Linked DNA regions of Mus musculus: regions 2 and 3 are each linked to region 1. The links are chromatin loops, found by intact Hi-C in ENCODE. Cell type or tissue: gastrocnemius. All regions are shown on one strand.

What was found. Peaks named below come from ENCODE experiments on the same cell type or tissue, not always from the same donor. Only the 100,000 strongest peaks of a DNase experiment are listed, where the experiment ranks them.
Region 2: it touches region 1 in a loop (2.3-fold over the local background); 1 of 42 quality-filtered maps calls a loop at or near these places.
Region 3: a loop joins it to region 1, with 2.1 times the contacts of the local background. A loop is called at or near these places in 1 of 42 quality-filtered maps.

What each region holds. Positions count from the first base shown.
Region 1 is chr1:59,481,894-59,485,893 of GRCm38, reverse strand. Fzd7 (frizzled class receptor 7) reads right to left here and starts at 3,747. Exons shown (of 1, transcript NM_008057.3): 1 at 1-3,747. The coding sequence starts at 2,934. The coding sequence ends at 1,216. In gastrocnemius, CTCF peaks have their summits at 1,955 and 3,758; DNase peaks (open chromatin) are centred at 2,349, 2,921, 3,370, 3,828 and 3 more places; H3K4me3 peaks cover 4,000 bases; H3K27ac peaks cover 4,000 bases.
Region 2 is chr1:59,688,250-59,692,249 of GRCm38, reverse strand. Nop58 (NOP58 ribonucleoprotein) reads right to left here. Exons shown (of 15, transcript NM_018868.2): 2 at 1,688-1,764. Snord70 (small nucleolar RNA, C/D box 70) reads right to left here and starts at 292; the gene lies at 240-292. In gastrocnemius, a CTCF peak has its summit at 1,597 (motif pointing right); no DNase peak of the experiment used is centred here.
Region 3 is chr1:59,339,545-59,343,544 of GRCm38, reverse strand. All of the region lies in intron 12 of Cdk15 (cyclin-dependent kinase 15), which reads right to left. Among named protein-coding and RNA genes, the nearest start is that of Gm51625, 27 kb to the left of the region's middle. RefSeq lists an enhancer at 1,499-2,683. In gastrocnemius, a CTCF peak has its summit at 2,088; DNase peaks (open chromatin) are centred at 2,121 and 2,410; H3K4me3 peaks cover 943 bases; H3K27ac peaks cover 1,196 bases.

The sequences.
Region 1 (4,000 bases):
TTTGGGTTATGGGGGCGTAGAATGGGAGGAGATTTCATTAAGCAAACGAGTCTATTAGATCATGTGTTCTGAATTAAATCTGTTTAAAACAAATAACAAAACTCCTAGCATTTCCTTTATCCAAGTCAGAACGTGTGCCTGAATGGGTATGAAAGCTGCTCTTCACTCTTCCTTAAAAAGGAATGTTTATCTCAACCAAATTAACAACCAAAGGAAAACCTCGGATTTCTGTGGCTTTGCCTGTAAAAGCTGCTGGCTTCACAGTTAGGCCTTTCCTCAGGGAGACACTTTTGTTTCCCGCTTTGTCTCTTACAACAAAGACAAGGGGGGTGGGATGGGGTGTGTGTGTGTGTGAATGCGTTCCTGTTTTGAAAAGCAACAAGTCATGACTTTTTTTCAGGGTATGAAACCAAATAAAACATTCTTTTTCTCTCTGCCTTCCCTAGAAAATGAAAAAGTAGCAACAAATTAAAAAGTAGCAGACTGTATCTCCCACTCGCCTTCTTGGCCTCCTCTTGAAAACCAACTTCACGCTAGGACTCTAGCAGGCAGGGCCCGGCCTTCCAAATGCTTATTTTACTAGACTTGAAAGGAGTAGGGAAGGAAAAGCAGGCGGGAGGGGGCCCGGGAGGAGGACTGTAAGGTCTGACCCTGGAAATTAACCCATCTGGGCTCCAGTTTGGCCCCAGTGAAAAGAGATTATGGTTTGACCACCACTTGACAAGGGCACCGCAGGAGGTCCCCCCCATCTTGGCCACAAAGCCTAGGCTACAGACAGAGCGGTATCACCCTCCCCTCCCAGCCCCCCTTCACTAGAGTGAGAACAACCACTTGCCTTGCAGCAGGGGATTGGACTCACAGCCCTGGCTCATCTCTGGCGCCTGAAAACCTCACCAGTCTCTCTCTCTGCTGGTCTCAACCTTTCCCTTAGGCCCTAGCCGGTCCATATCTTTCACAGTTAGCATCGTCCTGCAAGTCTTAGCCAGAAGTCTTTTCGGCCACTGCCTTTGCCTTTTTTCATCTGGGCCTCCTCTCAAAACCATCTCTCGCCCCAAATCTCTTCTCACCTCCAAATAACTTCTCACTTCCAGGTTAAAGCTCAGTGGAGGGGGCAGGTAGCTTACGGAAACAAGCCCCCACCCAGCAGTTCTCTCCCTACCATGCCTCTCCTCCTGTAAAAGGGTAGAAGAGGCAAGGGTGGGTAAGGACCGGGGCTCATACCGCAGTTTCCCCCTTGCTGCTGTGGCTGAGTCTGTGGTAGAAGCGACGCCATGACTGCAGGGTCTTGCCCGACCAGATCCAGAAGCCCGTAGTGATGCCCACGATCATGGTCATCAGGTACTTGATCATGAAGACTGTAAAGTCGGGGCTCATGGGAGAGAAGTGGCCCGGAGGGCAGGGCACAGCGTAGCTCTTGCAAGTCTGCAGGAGCCAGGTGCGTTCCCAGTGCTCTCGGAAGGCCTGCTCATAAAAGTAGCAGGCCAACACGATGGTGGCCGGCACCGTGTAGAGCACGCTGAAGACGCCGATGCGCACCATCAGCTTCTCCAGCTTCTCTGTCTTGGTGCCGTCGTGCTTCATGATGGTGCGGATGCGAAAGAGAGACACAAAGCCGGCCAACAGGAAGGACGTCCCGATGAAGAGGTAGACGAACAAGGGCGCCAGCACGAAGCCCCGCAATGCATCCACACTAGACAGGCCCACGTAGCACACTCCACTGAGTAGGTCACCATCCACCTGGCCCATGGCCAAAATGGTGATTGTCTTGACCGCTGGCACAGCCCACGCGGCCAGATGAAAGTACTGCGAGTTGGCCTCGATGGCCTCGTGGCCCCACTTCATGCCAGCTGCCAGGAACCAAGTGAGGGACAGAATGACCCACCAGATGGAGCTGGCCATACCGAAGAAGTAAAGCACCATGAAGAGGATGGTGCAGCCCTCCTTCTTGGTGCCCTGCGCCACCGTGCGGTAGCCATCGTCCGAGAAGCGCTCCACGCACACGGCACGGTCCTCTAGCAGGAAGCCTGCCACGTGCGCCACTGCCACCATGAAGTAGCAACCCGACAGGAAGATGATGGGTCGCTCTGGATAGCTGAAGCGACGCATGTCCACTAGGTAGGTGAGCACCGTGAAGAGCGTCGAGGCGCAGCACAGCACTGACCACACACCCACCCAGAGGCGGGCGAACCGTCTCTCCTCTTCTTTAAAGTACATGAGGCCGTTAGCACGGCCCGGCTCACACGGGGCACCGCAGTCACGCTCACCTAGGAAGCGGTAGCCCAGGTAGGGGGGCACCTTGAGCTGGCGCGGACACGAGAAGGGGAAAGACAAGCGGCCTCTGCCATCTGAGGGGGACATCGCAGTGAAAGGTGGGTCTGGCAGGTAGGGAGCAGTAGGGTAGGCGGTGGGACTGCCGCCCGCGCCCCCGGAGCCGTCGGACGTGTTCTGCCCCACGCAGATCTCGCCGGCACCGTGCACTGGGAAGTTCTCGCAGCGCAACCGCTCTGGCCACTGGAAGCCGAACTTGTTCATGAGCGCCTCGCAGCCCTGTCGGGCGCGCTCGCACAAGGAACGGCACGGAGGAATGGCTTGGTCGAGCACGGTGCACACGGGTGCGTACATAGAGCATAAGAAGAAGCGTAGCTCAGGAGAACACTGCACCTTTACCAGAGGGTAGAACTGGTGCACCTCGAGGCCCGCGTCCTCTTGGTTCGTGTGGCCCAGCAGGTTGGGCAGGATGGTCTGGTTGTAGGCGATATCCGTGCACAACGGGATGGAGATGGGCTGGCAGAAGCCGTGGTCCGGTACCGAGATGCCTTTCTCGCCGTGATATGGCTGAGCCCGGGTGTCCGTGGGCAGCGCGCCCAGAAGAGCAAGCACCAGGGCGCAGAGGCCCAGGGGCGAGTGCGACGCCGCCGTGCCGGGGCCCCGCATCGCCGGTCGCGAGTGCAGCGGCGTTCTCAGCTGGAGGAAAAAGACGAGGCGCTGGGGAGAGGCTTGGATACAGGGAGGCGCCGCCGCGCCCGGCGCATGAGAGTCCTCCCGGCGCCGGGGCCGGGCCGTGGGCGGCGCGGAGCCGAGGGTGCTAGGGTGCCTGCACAGCGGGGGCGAGGCCGCCAGCCGAGGGGGCGCCGCAGCCGCCTCCGCGTGGCACTCACGCAGCCGCCGGAGGTTCAAACTCCTGGGCCTGGAGTGGGGGATCGAGGGAAGGGGTGTCGCCTTACCCTCCCCGCCGAGACGTAACGGTGCGGCTTTCTCTGCGGCGACGAGCAACAAGCTTCTCCGGTTACCCTTCAAAGTTTGCCCAAGTTTCTCGAGCCCCGGGCGCACGCCGATACGCACGTCCCCTAAACCGAGCCAGGCCTCCGCCAGGCCAGCGCCCTGCGTCCCTGCCTGCTCGCCCCGGCCGTCGCCTCGGTGGTGCTGCTCCGCCTTCTCTCCTTGAGGCCCCGCGGGCCACTGCAGCCGCCTCTTCTGATTCTGGAGCCTCCTTCAGTCCTAGGAAGGTCGGCCCCAAGTTTCAAGTCAAATGGCTCGTTCTCGCTTTGAGTCTGATCGGTGCTCGGGAGGTAAGAGCTGGACAAGCTGGTTTTGGAAACGGAGTTGCACGGAATCCGAAGCGCCGAGGCCCCTGCACCCGCGGCCTGCCTGCACCCGGCCTCTCCTGCCCCGCGCAGTCCCAGCCCGCGACTCTCCGCGTCCAGCACCGCCCGCCAGGGAAGGAGCGCGGAGTAACGCCTGGGAGCCGCACTGGTGGCTAGAAGAAGCGTCGGGCTTGCAGGGCTGCGGGCCGCCCCGCCCCCTCCCCTCCCCCCATTCACAAACCACTCCGGGGGCGGGCCCCGAGCCCTCTGGACATCCAATAGCGCGCTTTGTTTTCTCTGTGGACCTGTTCCGATTGGGTGGAAGTCGGAAGGGGCGGCCGAGGAAACAAGGAAGGCGGTGCTTAAAGAGCTCTGGGCGGATTCCTGAGGGGAGGGGCGGGGGACTGAGAGAAAAG
Region 2 (4,000 bases), 210 kb before region 1:
TAGCATATACTAAATAAACCAAAGTTGGAAATTTGGTTCAATGGTAGAGCATTTCCTAGTATAGCCAAGGACCAGGGTTCTATCCTCAGCACTAACCAACCAACCCTCCAGGTAGAAGAAGTGTGATTGAAAAATAGCTTATTGTCAGCCAGGGCTATACAGAGAAATCATATACATATACTTTATGTATATGATAGTGCTTTCTGTACAAAGAAAATGTATTAGTTAATTCATTGTTGTCTCAGTGGTAGTGACGAATTTTTGTTAAATCACTTAGATTCAGTTCCAAAAGGTATACATCATTGACAACAATGAAGTCTCCTATATTCCTTAAAACACTATTAGTTGAAGCAAATTTTTCTTATCTGGAAAGGTAAATGCTGATAGTCCAAATGCACACTTATAAGCATACAGATGCTAAGAAAAAAGTACTGATTGTATTTCTTGGTCCTATCCTAACCCCATTTCTGCTTGTATGAAACTCCATTCTCTATCTCTCAGATCTTGTCTAGATATTCAAGGATACAGAGAGATATAAGTGGAATTATATTAAATTACTCTGGAGCACGGTTTTCCTCAGTGTATCATGAACATCTCTCCAAATCACTAAAAGACCTACCCCATGCATATATACTCAATCAATTCAACAATGCTATTACTGATGGAACCACAAATGATGACTGTATTTATGTTTCACTTTTCTCTCAGTTAGCCATGCTTTACTCTTCGGTGCATTTATCAGCAGTAGCAGATGTATGACTAAACATGGGCATCCACAGGTATGGCCCCTCCCTTGGGGGTAGACAACTGGATCAGAGTTTCTTCTCAGGACTACACACACCTGCTGGGTTATTTTACAGGATGATTCAGGAAGGGTTAAATGCTGACCCTAACTCTACCCTACTGCCTTGCCCCTCAACCAATTTAGTTGAGGAGACATGGGAGTACTTTAAAACCTAGAATTTACAACCTACTTTTATCCCCAAGAGCTAGACAGAAATAAGTCATGGAAGATAAATACACTACAGAGTAAACTAGAAAGCCTTTGAATTATCAACCCACAAAAAAGAAAACTTGCTCACACTTTATACAACTCCTTCTTTGAAAAGTTTACATTTAATTATGGTATAGTATGTCCTCAAATATCCCTTGGGTAATTGCCCACTGTAATCTACAGTACAAATTGTGATGACCAATGTTCCAAATAAAACAGCCTCAATTACTGGGCGGTGGTGCACACCTTTAATCCCAGCATTCTGGAGACAGAGCAAGTGAGTTCGAGGTCAGCCTAATCTACAGCACTACCAGGACAGCAAAGACTACAACCTGTCTTAATACCCACACTGCCAAACAAAATCCAGCTTTCATTAAATTCACACTAACACTGTTCACAAAATAGATTTCCAAAAACCAAAAAGCTGAAAATAGCATACAAATGAGGAGGTCCCCACAAACTACTATACACCTAAATTCTTCAAGATTACTTACATTAAAAAAAAAAAAATATTTATTTATTAATATACATAGGTACACTGTAGCTATCCTAAGACACGCCAGAAGAGGGCATCAGATCCTATTACAGAGAGTTGTGAGCCACCATGTGGTTGCTGGGATCCGAACTCAGGACCTTTGGAAGAGCAGTCAGTGCTCCTACCCGCTGAACCACCTCACCCGCCCGATTACTTACATTTTATTTGCTTTCTCTGGAGTTTCAAATTCTTTCCACAAACTATCAACCTCTTGAAGTTTCTTCTCATTCAGAACCTGCAATAAACCAGTTTTTTTCAAAAGCAATTTAGACATATACAACTATTTTTCAAGTTAACAACTATTCACATAAAATAAGAGGAAAAAGTTTTTCTCTTATTGAAATAAGCTAGTTTTCTTATGCAGCATTAAGTTATAGTCAAATTAATTGTCTAAGTTAAACCTAGTTATAGTCTTTTAGAATCTTTCCTATATTATTACCAATCTAGACTTGTGTGAGTATACAATAATTTCTGTCCCTACTGGTATTTAAATGTGTTCAATTTTTTCTCCTAAGTGCCTAACCATACTTTTGTGTTGACAAACACTTAGGGCAGATTTCTGTAAGTGGGGTTAACTAATGAAATGAAATCGTTAAGCTTTGGGGCTGAGAAGAGGGCTCAGTGGGAGAGTATGTTGTACTTCTCCAGGACTCAAGTTATACTGCCAAAACCTACATATGGTGTTCACAACAGGCCACACCTACAACTACAGCTCCAGACATATCAGGTACCCCTGGCCTAATCAGGCATTTGCACTCACAAATACATACATAATTAAAAACAAACCATTGCCTCACATCCCCAGTGCTGGATTATGGGCTATGTGCCAGTTTACGCAGTGTTCAAGGTGCTCTGTGCAAGCATTCCTAACTAAGCTAGAACCTCTGACCCACTTTTAAGACTTTCTTTACATAGGTTTCTTTACATAAAATCAAGAGTAAATTAAAGGGACTGGAGAGATGGCTCAGTGGGTAAGAACACCGCTCTCCAGAAGGTCCCGAGTTCAAATACCAGCAACCACATGGTGGCTTACAACCACCCATAATGAGATCTGGTGCCCTCTTCTGGTGTGTCTGAAGAAAACTACAGTGTATTTATGTATAATAATAAATAAATCTTTGGGTCAGAGGGAGCAGGGACTGAGCAAGCAGAGTTGACTGGAGCAAGTAGAGGGGGAAAAAAAAAAAAAAGCCAGGCAGTGGTGGCGCACACTTTTGATCCCAGCACTTGGGAGGCAGAGGCAGAGGCAGACAGATTTCTGAGCTTGAGTGAGTTCCAGAATAGCCATGGCTACAGAGAAATCCTGTCTCAAAAAACCAAAAGAGTAAATCCAAAAGAGTAAATTAAAGATTCATTTCAACACCAATTTTCTGTATGATAAATCAAGCCAATCCTCAAATCTACACTCTCTATACCAAACACCCCTCAAATAGGGATATTTTACAATTAATGACAGGTTAATATAATCAGCATTATAATAAAGCATGCTAACTATGACACAATGCACTATACAATTATGCACATACTTTTTTTGACAAAATAGCCGGTAATTGTCAGGTCTAGATCACAGAACAGTTACATATTAACATTTATGGGTTATCCTTGACTATGCAGCAAATGAGGTCAGCACCAGATATATATTTCATTCTCTCATATGTGTGTGTGTATATATGTGTGTGTGTGTGTGTATATATATATATATATATATATCAATTAACTTTTATCTCTATGCTTTTATCTTATGTACATGGGTGTTTTGCCTGCATGTCTGTGCACCAGTTGCCAGAGGAGATGGGTTCCCTGAAAGGTTATTACAGAGGGTTGTGAGCTGAACGTAGGTGTTGAGACTTAATCTAGGTTCTCTGAAAGAACAACCAGGACTCCTAAGGGCTGAGCTATCTCTCTAGCCTCAGAGTTTAATTTTAATCAAACAAACTTGAAAGACTGAAGAAATCAAGCAATAGAGCTACCAATTACAAAACAGTGCTGGTGTCAAAAATTGTAAGCTACAACTTGTACTGTATAGCATACACCAGTTGAATTAGTTATTTTATTTTGTATATGATATAGACCCATGAGTATATATTAGAAGTTATCTTACCCACACAAAAGTCTCAATTTCTAATTGTTCTGAGACTCATTGCTCACCAACTGTCAAGAAAAAAATTGAGAGTAACTCTTGAAAAATTCACATTTTCTTCTATTTAAAAAGAAAATATTAGAAGATAACAGATTAACAGAACTGTCGTATTTGGAAGGTTTATTTTTACCACCATTCGCTTTATTTTATATGAATGTGTTTGCCTGAATTCATGTATGTGTACCACTTGCATGCCTGCTGTTGGAGGTCAAGAGTGTCCCCTAGAACTGGAGGTACAAATAGTTGTGAGGCACCATGTGACTGGGTGTCAGGAAGCTGGGTCCTCTGCAAGAACAAGTGCTCTTAGCCACTAAGCCATCTCTTTAGCGCC
Region 3 (4,000 bases), 140 kb after region 1:
ATGTGCTATGGTGTGGGTGCTGGGAATGGAACCTAGGAACTGGTCCTCAGAAAAAACAGCTCTTGCTTTTAATCACTGAGACATCTCTCCAGCTCCATCAAAAATGTATTTAATAGGGCTGGAGAGATGGCTTAGCAGTTAAAAGCACTGGTCGTTCTCTCAGAAGTCTTGACTTCAATTCTCAGCACCCACATGGTGGCTCACAATGGGCTATAACTGTAGTCCCACAGGATCTGATACCCTCTTCTGGTGTGCAGATACACATGCAGACAAAATACCCAAAATAAACAAATGCAAAAATACATTTACTAAGACCCTATCTTAAAACAACAATAGCAAACATTTAACATACCTAACATATGGAATGTCAGAGTTTAGCAATGCTGGACACTGCAGAATGCCGGTTCTTTCTGCCTTGTGACTGTGCTACTGGGAACATGTAACAATCTGCCACAACCCAGTGTGGAGAGAGTGGATTGCTAGACCCCAAAGTGACCAAAACTTGGAATAAAGACATCTCATGGGTCCTGGATCCAGAGCTACTGTGTCTCTATATTATACCTAATGTGGTACACACGGTGTAAATAGTTACACAGCATCTTAAAGAAAATAACAACAAGAGAAAATTGGCCTATGTTAGGTACTTTCTATGTTAGGACACACTTTCCCCTGAATATGTGGGGTTGTCTGAATCTGACACTGACAGGTATAGTCATGGAACCCATAGGCATGGAAGGCCCATTTAATGATTTCTCCTGAATGCATATGGCTTTCACCCCATTATAATGTATAAATGACTCTTAAAGAAAAGCATTGCCCTTCAGGGGAAGTCTGTATCTGATTGGGTGGGCTCCCTGGTAGTTTGCAGTCCCACAGGCACCTGTGTAATAACATAACCGCTGTCTCTGTGGGCACTCAGTGAGCTGATGGGCCAAGTCCTTCCAAAGTTAGCGTTCAGTTAGGGGACTCATCTGCACGAGAGGGGAAGAACAAAACTTCCCAGCAGATTGCTGTGAGCTAAACACAATCGAATGTGTGTATGAGACGCCTTCCATAGTTCCTGACACGAAGTAGGCACTGAACAATTGCCGTTGCTGGGGCATGAGCAGGGCAGGTCAGGAGCCCAGGTCACCAAGCATGTGCACAGAACTTGCTCTCAGCATCCTTGCACGCAGGCCCTGCTTTTCCAGGCCCATGGTCTGAGTAGCTCATAATTTATCAGAGACAGCGCTTCTATGCTTGGCATACCAAAGGCATAACATGTTGTAATGATGCTGTGTGCTTGAAGCTGTTCACACCCAAGGGGAAAGAAGAAGCCTTCACTGCTGGCTCTGCCTTGCTTGGTCTGTATCAATGCTGTGGGAAACCTGCAGTTCTGACATCTTTGGTTTAAAATAATAGATTTGCTAGGTTGGAATGGGGAAGAGGATTAATGTTTGCTGATCCAAATAAGACATTTTTCACAGGGTTGCTATAATATTCCCTTTTGTACTCTCTCCTCCAGCTTACACCACAGCATAAACAGCTAAACAGTAAGATAGACATTGCGTACACTTAGCAGACTCTTTGTCAACTCAAATCTGGGCTGATTTAGGAGTTTGTCTCCAGGAGAAATCCTGCCTCGGAGACAGTGGCATGAAAAGCTCGGGTTACCCTGGGGCTCCCTTGCCCCTCAAAAGCAGGGATAGGAATGGAGTGGAAGAGGAGAAGAAAGGGAGGGGGAGAGGGAGGGGGGAGGGGAAGAAGGAGAGGAGGGAAGAGGGGGAGGGGAAGAGGAAGAGGAAAGGAGAGGGAGAAGAGGGAGAGGGAGGAAGAGGGGGACAGAGAAAGTAAAGAGAGAGGAGAGGAGAGGAGAGGAGAGGAGAGGAGAGGAGAGGAGAGGAGAGGAGAGGAGAGGAGAGGAGAGGAGAGGAGAGGAGAGGGGAGGGAGAGAGGCTGAGAGAGAGAGAGAGACTAATCAAAAGGATTCAAGTTGGCTGTGGATTGCCAGACTCTCCTTCCTAAGTCACAGTAAAAGAAAATGTAAAAGCGGGGAAGAAAAAGATAGGAAGGAAAGGAGAGAAGCTAGGAGGCGGCAGACGGCTCTCCCTCAGTGATCTCAGCCAGGCAAGCCCTTCCACTCCGGTGACTGCTCATTAGCTTAGTGAATCTGACAGCGTAATTACCACGGTGGCTTTGCGCTTAGAATAAATAAATACGAAAGTGGGTGCTTAAAAGTTTTTTGAGAAGGGGAATTCAGTCATCTAGACTGTCGGTAAGACAAGTTTATTTAAAACTTTTAGATTCTTATGTATTTAGATCATTTCAGAGGAGATAATGAGATAGTTGTCTCTCAGCCTAATTGAGTTCCTGGGCTCCTGGCAGCTGGCTGTCACCCCTTTCAAACCTTGCTTTGACTCTCTTCCTTAGAAATCCGATCCCAGTGTCTCCGTTTACTCTCCCTGCACTGATAACCTGGGGAAGCCCTGCGTACTGAAGTGCAGAAAGTGACTTCATGGGATTGGGGTGCTGAGTCACCAGCACAGGAAACCAAATCTCCCTCAGCCTGCCTGGCTACAGGAGAGAGCGGGAGTCGCAAGGAGTCTGGGGATTAATCTAGCCTTGAAGAGTTTCTTTGCTGTTTCCCTGGTCATGTGATTTCCTGCTGTCCTTGCACATCATCAATTCATCAGCTACGGCTGCTTACTGTGTTCGATTACTCAGAACACACACTTCTGCATGAGAAGGCCAACTTCTTGGCTCATGTGGAGATATGGCAGCTTCATATCGTCAAATCCCAAGGGATCTCAGGGTACCTTACACTGAAGGTGCTAACTAACACAAGAGTGCACTTACAGCTCAGACCAGGGGCACAGGACACAGTCATCTCCCATGGAAGCAGATGGTCTTGTCTTTTAAAGGTAATTAGTACCTATTTGTCTTTCCTCTCTACCTCGCCTGTCTCCTAGAACCACACTTATGCGAAACCTCATATTTAGTGAGCCAAGGGTTTCATAAATGTTCAGTTCATTCTGGGTTAGAAGAAACTAGTGTTAACCCATTGTGCAGATGGGGAAAATCAAGGCTTATGAAGGCCAGAGGTGCATCTGGAGTCTGGGAAAGAAAAAAAAAAAAAGAACAAGAAAACATAGGCCTTTAATTCTCAGTCCAGAGTTCAGAACTCTTAAACAATTTTTGCTTTAATCCATTCTTAAAAACCAAAAAATATGTCATCACCAGCATTACAGAAAATTCTGAAAAGGAGGGAAAATGATCCGCAGTATTCTAGAACGTGTTTATTCTCTACATTAACTTTCAGTTCTGTTCACATGCAAATAACCTTTCATAAGTACATTATAATATGCCATTTTATATTCTCAATTTTGTTTTTGGATTTTGAGTCAATGTCTTACTGTATATTTATGGATGGCCTGAAATTTGCTATATAGACCAGGCTGGCCTTGAACTCACAGAGAACCACCTGTAGCTGCCTTCTGAGTGCTAAGCTAAAGGCATTTGCTGGCTTTTCTCTTTTCCTTCCTCTTCCTCTCTCCTTTCTTCTCTCTCTCCTCTCCTCTCCTCTCCTCTCCTCTCCTCTCCTCTCCTCTCCTCTCCTTTCCTTTCCATTTTGGAAGATGGCATTGCTATGTGACCCAGGCTGCCTCTCAGATCCTGGGATTAAGGTCATGTGCTGCCCTTGGGCCTACTTTTCTGGTGTATGTAGCTTATGGCCTTATGTGCTTAATTGTTTCCAGTGCACCTCACACTCCTGTGAGCAGCTGCAAATGGTACACAGCACTGTGTGCCCAGGCAACACATTAATATTTATCCAATCCATTCTCCAGGGCTCAGTAATTAAATTATTTTTTACTTTGTAATGTTCAAACCACTATGTGTGTGTGTGTGTGTGTGTGTGTGTGTGTGTGTGTATCACATTTGTATACATCTAGGTTTTGTTTTGCTTTGTTCAGTTTCTTTAGTCAGCGTTCCTCTATAAAACCCTGGCTGTCCTGGAACTAAC